Regions from separate parts of the Homo sapiens genome. Here region 2 is linked to region 1. Evidence: chromatin loops called from intact Hi-C (ENCODE). Cell type or tissue: B cell. All regions are shown on one strand. Links, peaks and the distances in the headings refer to the core of each region. The heading gives the core; the rest is flanking DNA.

The links. Hi-C counts contacts between places; a loop is a spot of excess contacts. Peaks named below come from ENCODE experiments on the same cell type or tissue, not always from the same donor. Only the 100,000 strongest peaks of a DNase experiment are listed, where the experiment ranks them.
Region 2: it touches region 1 in a loop (13-fold over the local background); 10 of 110 quality-filtered maps call a loop at or near these places.

The regions. Positions count from the first base shown.
Region 1 is chr4:3,043,077-3,050,710 of GRCh38, reverse strand. It overlaps the pseudogene RNU6-204P and HTT-AS. Among named protein-coding and RNA genes, the nearest start is that of HTT, 28 kb to the left of the region's middle. RefSeq lists an enhancer at 2,642-3,001. In B cell, for the core only: CTCF peaks have their summits at 2,997, 3,197 and 4,976; DNase peaks (open chromatin) are centred at 2,950, 4,350 and 5,060; H3K4me3 peaks cover 2,444 bases; H3K27ac peaks cover 3,874 bases.
Region 2 is chr4:3,132,817-3,141,556 of GRCh38, reverse strand. It overlaps HTT (huntingtin), which reads right to left. Exons shown (of 67, transcript NM_001388492.1): 18 at 8,646-8,740; 19 at 7,017-7,156; 20 at 5,590-5,653; 21 at 5,231-5,331; 22 at 901-1,047. Among named protein-coding and RNA genes, the nearest start is that of HTT, 63 kb to the right of the region's middle. RefSeq lists a silencer at 5,967-6,146. In B cell, for the core only: CTCF peaks have their summits at 4,659 and 4,868; no DNase peak of the experiment used is centred there.

The DNA of each region.
Region 1 (7,634 bases), core at 514-5,513:
TTCTAATATGCCTGAGTCTATGCTATCAATATAATTATGGTTAAGTTACTGTAAATCATAGAAATAACCAAATTTCCTTGTCAATTGTGTTTTTAACTATGACTATTTAAAGTCATTTCCACAGTTAATTGCTTAATGCTGGTGCGGTTTCTGAAAACTTCAAAAGTATGGTGTCTTTTAGGAGATTCATAAAAGGATGAAAAGGACCCTAAAAATCAGTCTTGGAATACAGGTTTCTAATAACTTTAGAATCATATCATTTGAACTGGGTAAGAATTCCTGGAACTTTAATGAAAAGACTGACTGGCTTATAGAACTGCTAACCCAAGTAGAACAAAAATTAATTGAATACCAAGAAAAGAGTTTGCCAGATTTTCATCTTAAATCAGCTGACACTGAAATAGTTCAGATATACAATTTGAATGAAATCCATGGTCTAAGTCAAATTACCTGTGATAACCCATCAGTTATCCGTGCAATGCACCTAATTTGGAGAAGCAACTGGGATTCAAGAGGACTGAAGTCTAATGTTAATTAAGTATGGACTCACGGAGAACCAGGACGGCCACCTTGTCCTTCCTGAGTCCTTAAAGCTTTTGTTATTAAAAGTTCTGCATTTCGTGACTCATCATGGAAAAGATAAAGTAATCCAAATTAAATACATTGGTGTGTGGGAGGCAGAGGTTGGAGTGAGCCGAGATTGCACCGCTGCACTCCAGCCTGGGTGACAGAGATTCCATCTCAAAAAAAAAAAAGTGTATATGTGTGTGTGTGTGTGTGTGTGTGTGTGTGTGTGTGTGTGTGATAACTTACAAATTGCTAAAATAGTTTATAACCCTGGGCTATTTACATATTTTATAAAGGGATTTTATTCAATCGTCATTTTCAATGCATGTTTTCCGGGTTGTATAAAAGCTCTCGCATGTTAAGAGGGCTGATGTTTTAACAGTAGGTTATTATGCTACAGTATATTTTTCTATGGTTCACTGAGGTCAAACCCTTTGCATTCTAGAACCCGAAGACTGGATCTTCTGAGAACATCAGAGAAAGACTGTCCTTGCCATCCGCACTGCAACAAAACTTAGGGATCTTGAAACTTGGGTTCATAATCTCACAACTGAGAAGGGTCCATCCACACTCCTGGAACTGTACACCCATTGGAACCTTTAAGGTAAAGCCAAGGAAGTCTCTCCCCAGAAGATGGCATCCTTGATGTGAACGGCTTTTGCTAAGATCGTGGATCAAGACTTCTACTGTCATGAGACTCTCTTTTTTTTTTCTTTTTTGGAGATGGAGTCTTGCTCTGTCACCCAGGCTGGAGTGCGGTGGTGCAGTCTCAGCTCACTGCAACCTCTGCCTCCTGGGTTCAAGCGATTCTCATACCTCAGCCTTCCGAGTAGCTGGTATTACAGGTGCCTGCCACCACACCAAGCTAATTTTTGTATTTTTAGTAGAGATGGGTTTTTGCCAAGTTGGCCAGGCTGGTTTTGAACTTCTAACCTCAGGTGATCCGCCCACCTCGGCCTCCCAAAGTGCTGGGATTACAGGCATGCACCACCACGCCTGGCCATGAGACTCTTATCTTTGAGTATCTGTTCCTTGCTTATGCCTCTATGAATAATAGAAATGAAAAGACGATCTGTTGTGTGCACTTATGGGGTATACTTTCATTTGTGAAGGATTTTGCAGCCAGCCTTATACACGGATAACTTTATACTTTGATAGATAAAAGATGAAGGTCCAGTGTAGGTGAGAAACTTTAATGAGACATATGTTGCCTGTAATCAGTCAGAAACAGAATATCGGTTCACTCCTCTTAACCCACACTATGGGTTAAAGAGGGCATTGCCAGGAGGGCTTTACTCTTCCAGAAGGGCATCACTTTTCCATGGTTTAGAGTAAAAGAGGCCATAACCAGAAATGTATCCCTCATGATAGGCTGTATAGCAGACTCTACTGTAAAGGCTATAGTTACACAACAGACTTTCAATTCCCTTGTGAAAGGTATGCTAAATAATAGAATTGACTAAACAGAAAAGTAGTACCTGTGCAGCTGCTGGCACCTGTGGCCTAGGGAGAAATACATCAGGTATTATAGAGATTCAGTTGTGGGAGATTAATGAAAAGGCCACTTAGTTGAGTGAGTAGCCTCTTATCTAGCTCATTGTCTGATCTATTTGATTTGGGGTGGTTTGGTGTATAGGGACCCTGGGTAAGGAGCATACTGCAAACTCTTGGTATTATCCTCCCAGTAATCATAATAATAGTCTCCCTGGTGCGCTGCATTCTCTCAAAGGTTTTAAATGTCTGCATGCAGCCATCTCTAGAACAACAAATGGTCTCTCTTCAACTGGAATGGCAGAAGCTGAAAGAAATGTGTGACCATGAGGACACCGTAACCTATGAATGACGTGCTGAGACCAGAAACCCAAAACGATGGTAACTGAGAGTGGTGCTAAGGCCCTAAGTTTTGGTCACACTCTCGCCTGTAGGGTCCAGCCCTACTGGGCCTGTGGGTTTTTCTCCTCACCTGCGGAGATGAGAGATCACAGAAATAAGGACACAAGACAAAGAGATAGAAGAAAAGACAGCTGGGCCCAGGGGACCACTACCACCTAGACACGGAGACTGGTAGTGGCCCCGAATGCCTGGCTGCCCTGTTACTTATTGGATACAAGACAAGGGGGCAGGGTAAGGAGTGTGAGTCATCTCCAATGATAGGTCAGGTCACGCAAGTCACGTGTCCACCGGACAGGGTGCCCTTCCCTGTTTGGTAGCCGAGGCGGAGAGAGAGAGGAGACAGCCTACGTCATTATTTCTTCTATGCATTTCAAAGACTTTAGCACTTTCACTAATTCTGCTACTGCTATCTAGAAGATGGAGCCAGGTGTACAGAGCGGAACATGAAAGTGAAACAGGAGCGTGACCGCTGAAGCACAGCATCACAGGGAGATGGTCAGGCCTCCGGATGGCTGTGGGCGGGCCTGACTGATGTCAGGCCTTCCACAAGAGATGGTGGAGCAGAGTCTTCTCTAACCCCTCCGCCCCTCTCCCCTGGCCAAAGGGAGACTCCCTTCCCTGGTCGGCTAAGTAACAGGTGCCTTCCCAGGCACTGTCATTACCACTAGACCAGGGAGCCCTCTAGTGGCCCTGTCTGAGCGTGACAGAGGGCTCACACTCGTCTTCTGGTCACTTCTCACCCTGTCCCTTCAGCTCCTATCTCTGTATGGCCTGGTTTTTCCTAGGTTATAATTGTAGAACAAAGATTATTATAATATTGGAATAGAGTAATGCCACAAACTAATGATTGATAATAGTCATATCTAATCATATCTATAATCTATTTCTAGTATAACTATTCTTTTTGTTTTGTTTTGTTTTGTTTTTGTTTTTGTTTTTTGAGACAGAGTCTCGCTCTGTCACCCAGGCTGGAGGGCAGTGGCGCAATCTCGGCTCACTGCAAGCTCCGCCTCCCGGGTTCATGCCATTCTCCTGCCTCAGCCTCCCGAGTAGCTGGGACTACAGGTGCACGCCACCACGCCCGGCTAATTTTTTGTATTTTTAGTAGAGACGGGGTTTCACCGTGTTAGCCAGGATGGTCTCGATCTCCTGACCTCATGATCTGCCCACCTCGGCCTCCCAAAGTGCTGGGATTATAGGCGTAAGCCACTGCGCCCGGCCTAGTATAACTATTCTTATTCTATATATATATTTTTTATTATACTGGAACAGCTTGTGCCCTCGGGGTCTTGCCTTGGCAGCTGGGTGGCTTGCCGCCCACACTCACCTAAGTGAGAACCTGGACAGAAAGGGGAATTTATTAAAATAAAATTATGGGAGGCCATTGTTTTGGACTGAGCTCATGCACTATGTCCCAACAGACTAAGCCAAACAAAAATGGAGTCACTCATGCTAAATGTGACATAATCAAACTAAGACTTTAAGGAAACACATAGATCCTAACAGATTCCCCTATAAACAGGACGTTCCAGCATAAGGAGGTACCCTCAGTCCTTGTTCCTACCTTTGCAAAACTCACTGTTCTACTGTTTCTCAGAGGGTTTCAGGACCAAATAAGTACATTTACGATGGTGATAGTGACATCAATGACTAAAGTTTTGGTCAATCTCTCAAAATTGAGAAAATGACCAAAAGGGTGGAATTGTTAAAGCAAACTAAATATGGCCTGAGAAGGACTCCATACTTCTCTATTTGAGTCCTTGTGGACGAACTGCAACCTAACTTAATTGGTAGACAAGACTGAAACCCTGACATCCTCACTTGGGAGTCTGCACCTGTGGCAGTACCTGAGTCTTGGCCAATCCCAGCAGCCGTACTTCACTCGTACACTGCTGAGAGTTCAAACTGTGTCCAAATAAGGCAAATGCCGAGCTGCAACCAACCCAGCTGTTTCTGTACTCACCTCCAATTTCTATATGTCACTTCCCTTTTTTGTCTATAGATTTGTTCTGACCACGAGGTATCCCTGGAGTCCCTCTGAATCTGCTGTGATTCTGGGGGCTGCCCAATTCGTGAATCGTTCATTGCTCAATTAAACTCATTTAAATTTAATTTGGCTGAAGTTTTTCATTTAACAGAGGTATATAATATGTATTCTTTAAAATGTTCAAACACTGTTTTGAGTGCATATTGTGCTTTTTTGTTAAAAAAAAAATTATGATGTGATGTTTACTGCTCCCTTGAGGTACATAAGAAAATCCTAAAACCCCTGCCAACTGAGCGGACCGCTTCTTGGTCGAGGAGACCTCAGAGAAACCTTAAAAACTGAGTTCCTGGCCGTGACAGGACAGGTCAGACTCGCCTCAGTGTGCCCCTTCCTTAATACCCTTTCACTGGAATGCCTTCCTAAAGAATAAACAGAAACCAGCTCTAGAAAAAAAGAACAGACATCTCACTCTTCTATTGCCTTTAGCCAATCATCTGAGGCCACGGCCAGGCAATGCTTCCCTTCCTGGTAAGAGACCACAGAGCCTGCAGTGGCCGTGGCCGTCTCCAGAGGCGGTGCAGTGAGGGTTCTCGTGTCCTCTGCTTCACCTTTTGACGTCAGAGGGAGGAAAACCACATCCTCCGATCACGCTAACCCCAACATTTTTTGAACACGTGACCCATGAAGAGGCATGAAGCTAACTGCACACTGGGTGTTGCTCCCCTCACAGATATTCATAACTCCTCCTACAGCGTATTCCATATGTATATTCAGCCACCCTGAGGATCTAGGGGAAAAGCGCAGTGTCCTTTTCCTGTTCTCTCACTCAAGAATCAACACAGAATACTTCTCCCCACCCACAAGCAAGCAATCAGTTCTGCAGCGGACACCAGCTGGGTGTCCTCTCATTCAAGTCTGACGGCATCTACCTGTAGACAGCGCCTGACCACACAGATCGAGGACTCAGTTCCCACAAGACTGAACCCCGTTTCCAATGCCAACTGCAAGCCCCTGGTTATTTGGCCTGTGATTCTGACTGACCTGCTAAACATTGGGGGTTCCCACAGCCCCCTCCTTGGGTTCAATTAATTTGCTAGATCAGCATACAGAACTCAGAGAAACACATTTCCTGGTTTATTACAAGGCATATTTTACAGGATACAGATGAACAGCCAGATGAGAAGATGCATAGGGAGCGTTCTGGAAGGGTCCCAAGCACAGGAGCTTCTGTCCCCGTAGAAGGGAGGTGCGCTGCCCTCTAGAAACCTCCACGTTACCCGGAAGCTCTCTGAACCCTGTCCTCTTGGGTTTTTATGGAGGCTTCATCACATAGGCATGATTTAATCATTAGCCATTGGCGATCAGCTCAACCATCAGCCCCTCTCCCTTCCCAGAGGGCAAGAGTAGGGCTGAGTCCCAACCTTCTAACCCTACCTTCTTCTTTCTGGTGACCAGCCCCACCTCCTATCTTGAAGCTGTCTAGGAGCCACCAGCCACCTCATTAACATACAAAAAAGACATTCATCACTTTGAAGATTCCAAGGATTTGGGGAAATATATGCCAGGAGACTGAACGAAAACCAAATATAACTTCACAATATCATGGATGACTGAAATATGTAATAAAAGATTAAGCAGGCCAGGCACAGTGGCTCACACCTGTAATCCTTTGGGAGGCTGAGATGGGCAGATTACTTAAGGCCAGGGGTTCGAGACCAGCCTGGTCAACATGGTGAAACCCCATCTGTACTAAAAAAAAAAAATTAGCCGGTGTGGTGGTGGTGCCTGTAATCCCAGCTATCCGGGAAGCTGAGGCATGAGAATCACTTGAATGCAGGTTGCAGTGAGCCGAGATCACGCCACCGCACTCCAGCCTGGGCAACAGAGCGAGACTCTCAAAAAAAACATTAAAAATTTAAGCAGCCAAATGACATGGAAAGAAATAAATCACTATATTAATTATATAAATAGCAAACAAAATGTTGATACGGATTGCCTATGCACAGCAGCTAATATTAAAGACGAGATTTTGTGTTTTTTCTTTTTTTAAATATATTTTTGTATGGAACGCTTCACAAATTTGTGTGTCGTCCTTGTGCAGGGGCAATGCTAATCTTCTCTGTATCATTCCAGTTTTAGTGTATATGCTGCCACAGCGAGCACTGTTCTTCTTAATTTCAAAGTTCTCTTCAATACATACATGCTTGCTTATAAACAGAAAGAGAAAAATGAGATGTTCAACATGTTAATTGAACAAGTTACCAAATGGTCTGTGTACAAATCCTGGCCTAGGTTTATTTCTCTCAGTCAAAGCTTTCACTTGGGCATGGGGAAATTTAACTCAGACTAGCTTAAGCAAAAAAAGAAACAAAGAAACAAAAAGGACTTTATTAGTTCCATAGCCACCAGCCCAGGGTATGAACGATGCCCTCGGGCCCTGGGCCCTGCAACCCTGGTCGGTTCCCAGGTCTAGTTTCCTCCTCAGCAGGCAAGATGGAGGGAGTGCTACTGGACAGGGGTCCCGATCCAGACCCCAAAAGAGGGTACTTGGATCTCGCTCAGGAAACAATTCGAGGCTAATCCATAAAGGGAAAGCAAGTTTCTTAGGAAAGTAAAGGAATAAAGAATGGCTACTCCGTAGGCAGAGCAGCCTAGAGGGCTGCTGGCTGCCCATTTTTATGGTTATTTCTTGATTATATGCTAAACAAGGGGTGGATTATTCATGAGATTTCTGGGAAAGGGGTGGGCGATTCCCAGAACTGAGAGTTCCTCCTCTTTTTAGAACATACAGGGTAGCTTTCAGACGTTGCCATGGCATCTGAAAACTGTCATGGCGCTGATGGGAGTGTCTTTTGGCATGTTAATGCATTATAATTAGCATGTAATGAGCTGTGAGGATGACCAGAGGTCACTCTCATCGCCATCTTGGTTTTGGTGGGTTTCCCAGCTTCTTTATTTACTTCTTTATTTTATTATTTTTTTTGAGACGATGTCTTGCTCTGTTGCCCAGGTCTCGGCTCACTGCAGCCTCTGACTCCTGGGTTCAAGAGATTCTCCTGCCTCAGCCTCCCGAGTAGCTGGGACCACAGGCATCCATCACTGCACCTGGCTAATTTTTGTATTAGAGACGGGGTTCACTATTTTGGCCAGGGTGGTCTCTAACTCCTGGCCTCAAGTGATCCACCTG
Region 2 (8,740 bases), core at 2,237-7,236, 89 kb before region 1:
CCCTGAGCTCAAGCGACCTGCCCACCTGGGCCTCCCAAAGTGTTAGGATTACAGGCGTGAGCCACCGCACCCAGCCTTCCATGTGTTTTTTAAAGCAGTCTTTACATGAAAAAAGACGTTATTTATTCAGGAATTATGACTTTGATATTTGATAAGCTGAGTTCCTAATTCAGAAAAAAAGCATCAAGTGATCATTTAAGCTTAGAAGTCATTTAGTCCAAGTTTTGTAAAACACTGTTACTCAGCAGAAAAAAAGAGTATCATATAAAGCCAATTTTTAAAATAACATTTAAAAGACAAAATTAAAAAGCACAAGTCTTATCACTTCTGCAATCTTCTCTGCAAGCTAGAATTCTGAAGATTATAGCTTCATTAAAGCACTGTGTCCCACTCACCTAAGAAGCAGATAAGAATGGGATATATGTGGCCATTTGACACGATATTCAAAAGCTCCACAATAAATGTGAATGATAATCTCGCAAATCACTGAACTAGTGGATAACCCTAAATAACACTGACTTTAATAGCCCGCTCACCAAAAAATCAACAGGCATGATAGAATACAATCCTCTTTAAAGGTAACACAACTAAAGTGAAAATGTTTTAACAGATAATACGTAAGTGTCACAAACAAAAATACAACTGTCAGCACATGGAATGTAATAAACTATTAAGAGATTTACAGTGTCACAGCTGAGTGATTGTGGCAGAGCTTAAATACAGAGGTGGTGTGGTCAATCCTCAAAATGATAATATCCTATCAAAGGACTGACCTACACTCAAACATCCTGAGCTGAAGCTTTTTTCTAGAAAATAAAATGTTTTCAATTAAAGCCTAAAGAAAGGCATCAGGAAAGGGCATTTTCCCGACAATGTGAAGATGCCACTGGGTCAGCATACCTGGTTATTGTGCTGACGGAGAAATGAGATGGAGGCTGCGTCTCATGCATGAGAAGTTTCAGGTAAACACTGCTTTGATCTCTTGCCACGGCCACTACTGGATCAGCTTGTCCTTGGTCACATTTATAAAACAGCTTTGGGACAAGCCTAACACAAAAGTAAGGTTAATTTGCTTAAGAAAGTAGATGAAACTCACCTGTGATAGACCACCCTCCTCCCTGCAGATGGCTAAGCCAACACCTCTGGTTACCAGCGGACACCACTTCTCGCCCCCTTTCTCAGGTGGCGTTCTTCAAGCACGTGACAGCGTTGTCTCCAATCTCAGGGTCACTCTCATGCACCCACTCGGACATAACTGGGTGCTGTACTTTCTTTTTTTCTTTTTTTTTTTTTTTTGAGACAGAATGTCACTCTGTGGCCCAGGCCGGAGTACAATGGTGCAATCTTGGCTCACTGCAACCTCTGCCGTCCAGGTTCAAGTGATTCTCCTGCCTCAGCCTCCTGAGTAGCTGGGATTACAGGCGCCTGCCACCGCGCCCGGCTAATTTTTGTAGTTTTAGTAGAGACAGGGTTTCATCACCTTGGCCAGGCTGTTCTTGAACTCTTGAACTCCTGACCTCGTGATCCACCCACCTCAGCCCCCCATAGTGCTGGATTACAGGCGTGAGCCCCCACGCCCAGCTGGGTGCTGTACTTTCTTTTGTCTGTCATAAAATTTAATCCCTTTCTATTTACACTATTAAATGCTTTAATTAAAAACCAACTTTGAAAGTTCTCTTTCTAAACCTTCTGATCAACAAGTGCTGAACAGTGTCTGTCCACAGAGTACTGAGCACAGAGCAGGTCTGAATGCCAGCTGCATTCCTTAGGCACTTTTGCAATTTTGTCTGCAAAACTGTCCCAAACACTCCCAGATGGCAAAGCTTAAGCTGCGATTCCTAACAAATCTAAACTGAATTCAAATGGAGAATACGGGTAACATTTTCCTACAAAAACAAAAGGGTTCATATCTGCCATCAACACTCAGTAATACTTTTAGAAACAATGAACTATTTTATCATATTGGTCTGCAAGCCCCATGATCTTCAATTAAAGTCTCTTTCCTCATGGAGACTTGATCATGAGTAGAATTTTTTCTAGAATATAAGAAGTAACTACTGGCTGGGTACGGTGGCTCACGCCTGTAATCCCAGCACTTTGGGAGGCCGAGACAGGGGGACCGCTTGAGGCCAGGAGTTCAAGATCAGCCCGGCCAACATGGCAAAACCCCATCTCTACTAAAGATACAAAAATTAGCCGGGCATGGTGGCACACTCCTGTAATCCCAGCTACTTGGGAGGCTGAGGCAGGAAAATCGCTTGAACCCAGGAGGCAATAGTTGCAATGAGCCAAGATTCCACCACTGCATTCCTGCCTGAGTGACAGAGCGAGACTCTGTCTCCACAAACAAACAAACAAAAAGAAGTTGCTATCATTTGCAGAAAATGGTAAAGCTGCAAAATCTCTGAATAGGCAAGTCATATAAACCTATTAAGTAAATGAAAGGAGTGTCTCACAAGTAATCAAAGAAATGCAAATTACAATGATGAAAATGAAAAAGAATATGCACCAAAATGTAACTTTGGTTTTCTTTTCAGTAGTTTGATTACAAAGATTATTTCGTTTTTTTATATTTTCCTTAAATTCTGTTCATTAAACATGTATTACTTTCAAAAGAAGGTAAGTTATTTTAAAAAGAAATATCAGCCGGGTGTGGTAGCTCACGCCTGTAATCCCAGCACTTTGGAAGGCCAAGGCAGGTGGATCACTTGAGGTCAGGAGCTTGAGACCAGTCTGGCCAACATGGTGAAACCCCATCTCTACCAAAAAATACAAAAATTAGCTGGCAGTGGTGGCCCTCGCCTGTAATTCCAGCTTCCTGGGAGGCTGACGTGGGAATCACTTGAACCTGGGAGGCAGAGACTGCAGTGAGCCGAGATCGCACCACCACACTCCAGCCTGGGCATCATAGAATGAGACCCTATCTCAAAAAAAATAAATAAATAAAGAGAAGTATCAACTTCTGCCCAAAAAACTGATACATATTTAACTTTTTTTGAAATATTTGTACTGGTGAGAAGAATCAGGCACAATCACATTCTGGTAGTGGGAGTATACTTTGGCATGTTTCTGCTATATGTTCTCAGAAGTGGGAGCTGAGCTGTGGGTACGCAAGGGCATACAGTGTGGTATAATGGACATTGGAGACTCACAAGGCGGAAGGCTGGAAGGTGAGGGACAAAAAACTACATATTGGGTACAAGGTACACTACTCGGGTGACAGGTGTACTAAAATCTCAGACTTCACCATGTAACCAAAATTCAGCCATGTAACCAAAAACCACTTGTACCCCAAAAACCATTGAAATTTAAAAAAATGTGTATATGTAGAAAGAAACGAAGGAAGGAAGGAAGGAAGGCAGGCAGGCAGGCAGGCGGGAAGGGGAAGGGAAAAGGGGAAGGGAAAGGGAAAGGGAGAGGGAAGTAGGGAAGGGAGGGAGGAAGGGAGGAAGGAAAGAAGGAAGGAAGGAAGGAAGGAAGGAAGGAAGGAACAATGGTATGTTTTTGAAGAGCAGTTTCACAGTAAGTACCAAAATTATTTAAAAATCCACTTCTAGGTGATCTACTCAAGAGAAATGAAGACATGTCTACACAAAATCTTGCAGGCAAATGTTCACAGTACCATAATTCATAAATTAGCCAAAACATGAACTCTATAATATCCATCTGATGGATAGATAAAATATGGTATTATTCATATAATAGAATACTTTCGCCAATAAAAATGAACAAACTACTGATACATGCTACAACAAGAACCAATCTCACAATTAAGTAAAAGAAGCCAAATGCAAAAGTCCATCTATACTATGACCCCAGTACTATAAAATGTCCAGAAAATACAAATCTTTGTTTGTTTTGAGACAGTCTCTCTCTGTTGCCCAGGTTGGAAGGCAGTGGCGCGATCTCTGCTCACTGCAACCTCCGCCTCCCAGGTTCAAGTGATTCTCCTGCCTCAGCCTCCCGAGTAGCTGGGATTACAGGCGTGTGCCACCACATCCGACTAATTTTTGTATTTTTAGTAGAGACAAGGTTTCACCATGTTGGCCAGGCTGGTCTCGAACTCCTGACCTCAAGTGATCCACCAACCTCGGCCTCCCAAAGTGCTGGGATTACAGGCATGAGCGCCTGGCGAAAACACAAATCTTAAGGGACAGAAAATAGATGAGTGGCTGCCTAGGAGTTGGGGCAGGAACCGGAGGTTACAGCAAATGGGCACAAGGATACATTTGGGGTGACAGAAATGTGATAAAATTGGAGTTTACTATACACTCAAAGTGAGTACATTTCAAGAAATGTAAATTATAACCTCCATAAAGCTATTAGAAGATTTGTTTTAAATTTAAAGCCTGGCCAGGCGCCATGGCTCACGCCTGTAATCCCAGCACTTTGGGAGGCCAATGCAGGTGGATCACGGGGTCAGAAGTTCGAGACCAGCCTGGCCAATATCGTGAAACCCTGTCTCTACTAAAAATACAAAAATTAATTGGGCGTGGTGGTGTGCCCCTGTAATCCCAGCTACTCGGGAGGCTGAGGCAGGAGAATCGCTTGAACCAGGGAGACAGAGGTTGCAGTGAGCCGAGATAGCACCTGGACAATAGAGCAGGACTCTGTCTCAAAAAAAAAATAAAAAAAAAAATTCAAAGCCGGGCCTGGTAACTCAACTTCCAGGAATTCTCAGAAAAAGAAAACTATACACAAACATTTATGTATAATAAGTAATTGCCAAAAAAAGTATATAAAATTTTATCCCAACCGCATAGCAAAACAACGACCCATAACTAAAATTACTGTTTCATAACAGGAAAATGCTAATAAAATATTAAGTGGAAATTGTCAGATTACAAAATTGCATGTAATTTTGACCTGATTTTGAACAAGAAACTCATAGAGTATATAGCAAAATATTAACAGTGATTACCTCCAGGTGGCAGCAGAATTGAAGGTGATTTTTTTTTTCTTCTTAGTACTATTCTCTATAGTCCAAAATTTTTACAATGAAAGTGCATTACTTTTTACAATGGACAGTTAGTATTTTGTTGTTTTTTTAATTATAATTTTAGACTTTTTTGGATTTTTTTTTCATTATAGTTTAAGAATAGAATGGCTGAAATGAGCTCAGATTCAGGAATACTGCTCTACATCCTTTGAATTCTTCCCTCTCTTTCCATTCTCGTATCTTTTAGTACTTCAACCAAAAAAGGAAAAGAGATAAAATATTGGTAAATACCTAATTAGTGATGCTGCGGCAACATGTCGCACCCTGGGGTCTTCATCTCCAAGCAAATGGATGACAACATTATTGAGCACTCGTTCTTGCAGTTTTAAAAGCTTTAGAGAGAAGGATAATAAAAATAAACATAATCTTGTATTTGACTAAATTTTAGGTAAGATATTTTGGAAAGCTAGTGAGAAAGAACTCAACATTACTAGACTTAAATCCATATGACAAGATTATAACTTTCATGATATAAACTGTGAAATAAACATCTAAAACATGACGAATGCATTTAGAGAAATTCCACAAGGAAAGCCTCACTTTCACCTTCTTGAAGGTAAAACAGCATCTCACAAAAATAAACCGCTTACCCCTGTATAATGATGAGCCCCTCTGTGTAAGTTTTCTGCTTTTGCCTCCAAAAAGCTCACCAGCCTAACAAAAGAGCACATTTAACAATGAAATCATTTAGTTACTCAGTAAACACTTACCGCCAGCTTGCTCCAGAGCAGGCTCATCCAGGTGCCCTGGAAGGACCTTGGGCAGCACTTACTCAAAACAACAAAAAAGGCCAATGGCTTTAAATAAATAGAGGTGGCATTCCTCTCACAATTCCAGACTCAATAAGACAGTACTCAGTAAACTGTTTTTCTTTTTCTTCAAAATAAATACTATTTCAAAAGACTCTGTAAGTGCCCTATAAAATTGGCTCAAGCCACAGAAGGGGTGAGCTGGGCCCTCCATAACCTGCTATCTTGCTGCCCACTCATGCACGCTCAGCGTCCCTATCTGTGGGTGGAGCCGAGAACAAGCCCAGATTTATAAACATTCTAAGGATTAAATGAAATAACCCACAAGGGCTCTATAAAAGGTGGCTTGGAAAAAAAAAAAACAAACCCTAAATTATAAAGGAAAATTTCCCTTCTAAAAGAAAGTACTGAAAGAAAACTTCTCCAGCCAAAACTACTCTTAGAAAATGAAAGTGCCAACACAGCTCATGTTATTTTTTTTTTTTTGAGGCCAAGTCTCACTCTGTTGCCAGGCTGAAGTGCAATGGCCACAATCTTGGCTCACTGCAACCACAGCTCACGTTTTTTAATTGCAACAAAATATAAACCAGCTGTCTTACCTAGGTTCAGTATAATGAAGAGTATATTCTTTTTAAACAAGCAGAATTAATATAAGCTACATTTTTTTAAAAGTTTAAGACAAAGATGAAAAATTCTAAGCTCTTTTATTCCCACTATCCAGAATACTTAAATGACGAGGACTACCAAAAAAAAAAATCTACTCTTCTACTTATATTTTAAAATTCTAGGCCAGGCACAGTGGCTCATGCCTGTAATCCCAGCACTTTGGGAGGCCAAGATGGAGGATCAATCAAGCCCAGGAGTTTGAGACCAGCCTGGGCAACATAGCAAGACCCCATTTCTACAAAAAATATTAGCCAGTGTGACGGCACACACCTATTCTCCTAGCTAATCGGGAGGCTGAGGCAGGAGGACCACTTGAGTCCTAGAGTTCAAAGCTTCAGTGAGCTATGATTGTGCTACTGCATTCAAGCCTGGGCGACAGAGCAAGATCTTGTCTCTAAATAAATAATAAAATAAAATAAAATTCCAAGCATAGGGCAAAGTTCAGCAAAAAGCCACTGGGAGGAGAAAATCACTGTCATCTACCTAAACCACTCGGATTTCTGATGGACAGGGTACTTGATAACATCATTCCTTGCATCAAGTGATCCCAGAACTTTCAATTGAGCTTAGTTCATGAAATCTAATGGATGTGACTCACTTACCTGAAGTCAATCTCTGCAAGGGTTTCCAGAAGCTCTGTCCTCACCAGCCAATAGGAACTGTTCCTCAGAGTCAGCACATCGATGATCAGCTGCAGTCCTAACTCACTGTAGCTGCTGCTGCAGAGACTCATGACACAGTTCTGGAACACAAGGTCCAAGGCAAGAGGACAGCAGGTTAGTCCCACTCAGTACCCGCGTCTTGACGGTTTGAGAACCGTCACTCTTCAACACACAATGTTCTGGGTTTAACTGCAACCAGGATGTTGCATTTTTCCCACACCTCTCAAGAACATTGATTAAGAATACTTTATCTCAGTAAATACAAGCTTAAAAGTAAATGTGTCCCTTTCACATAACTGGTTCTTTCTTCCTTCCATTTCTGCTTATGTCATGGTTTCAACTCTCAAACAGCAACTTCACAAACATTGATCAGTTACAGAGGGGCCTGCCGCACAGCCCCAACACCACTTCTAAATAAATCTCAGACCCAGGGGTAGGAACAAGGGACCTACACCAAGGACCACCCCACTATGTCACTATGTACTCCACAGCACGAGAGAACAGAACAGGCCCCTACTGCTGTACCCCTCCCCTGCAGCCCCAAGCACCCAGGGGCACCATCACATGCATGGCTGACACAAAGACCCCCAGCTAGCCACAAGATTGAGCTCTTAGCATGCTTCCTTCTGCTCAAAAAAGACACAACTGACTGAAAACCTGGAAACTAGAGAGAAATTACTGTCAGGCATGACATTTTAAAAGGGGGAGTTATCCCACAAATTTGACAATTGTAGGTTTTTTGCTTTGATTTTTACCAGTTAATTTTTACTCTTGTTGACTGGCCAGTTGTGACTTATGAGCCAGTTGGTATGGAAAGGTTCAACATGCTATCACTTAAAGAATTGAGCCTATTCCACTTTATACAGAAACAGAGGTTGAGTAAATAATCCCTAAGGCTCACTTTAACTCTTACCATACTATGGGCCTAGCACAGTGGTTTTTTTTTTTTTTTTTTTAATTCAACTGATTATTATTACTATTATTTTTGAGACAGTCTCACTCTGTTGCCCAGGCTAGAGGGCAGTGGTGTAACCACGCCTTACTGCAGCCTTGATCTCTGGGGCTCAAGCAATCCCCCCTCCACCTCAGCTTCCCGAGTAGCTGAGACTACAGGTATGCACCACCATACCCAGCTACTTTTTTTTTTTTTTTTTTTAATTTTCTGTAGGGACAGGGTCAACTATGTTGCCCATAGTCTTGAACTCCTGGGCTCAAGCAATCCTTCCACCTTGGCCTCCCAAAGTGGTCAGATTACAGGTGTGAGTCACCGTGCCCAGCATATTCAACAGACTTTACACTTAATGATAGGTTATTTCTAAATATATCCTTTAGGAAGAGGTCTATTTCAAACAAATATTCTGAGAATTAGAACTTAAACTGAAGTTTATGAAGCATTAACTTTACTGGCAACGTTTTCTTTCTAAAGCTGAGAGATGGATACATGGTGGGTATTACTGGTTACAGCTTTAGAGTGCATGGAAATATTTCCTATTAAGCTCCAATTTTAATTGTAGCAATGATAAAATGTCCACTAAGTGAAGAAATGGTTCCACAGAAGATTATGCTCACCCTCACAGCTGTACAAGCTAACTTGCAAGTAACAGAAGACTCATCCTTCAGTGTTTTCCGCAGCAAAGGAATGCAATCCGCCAAAGAAAATGTAT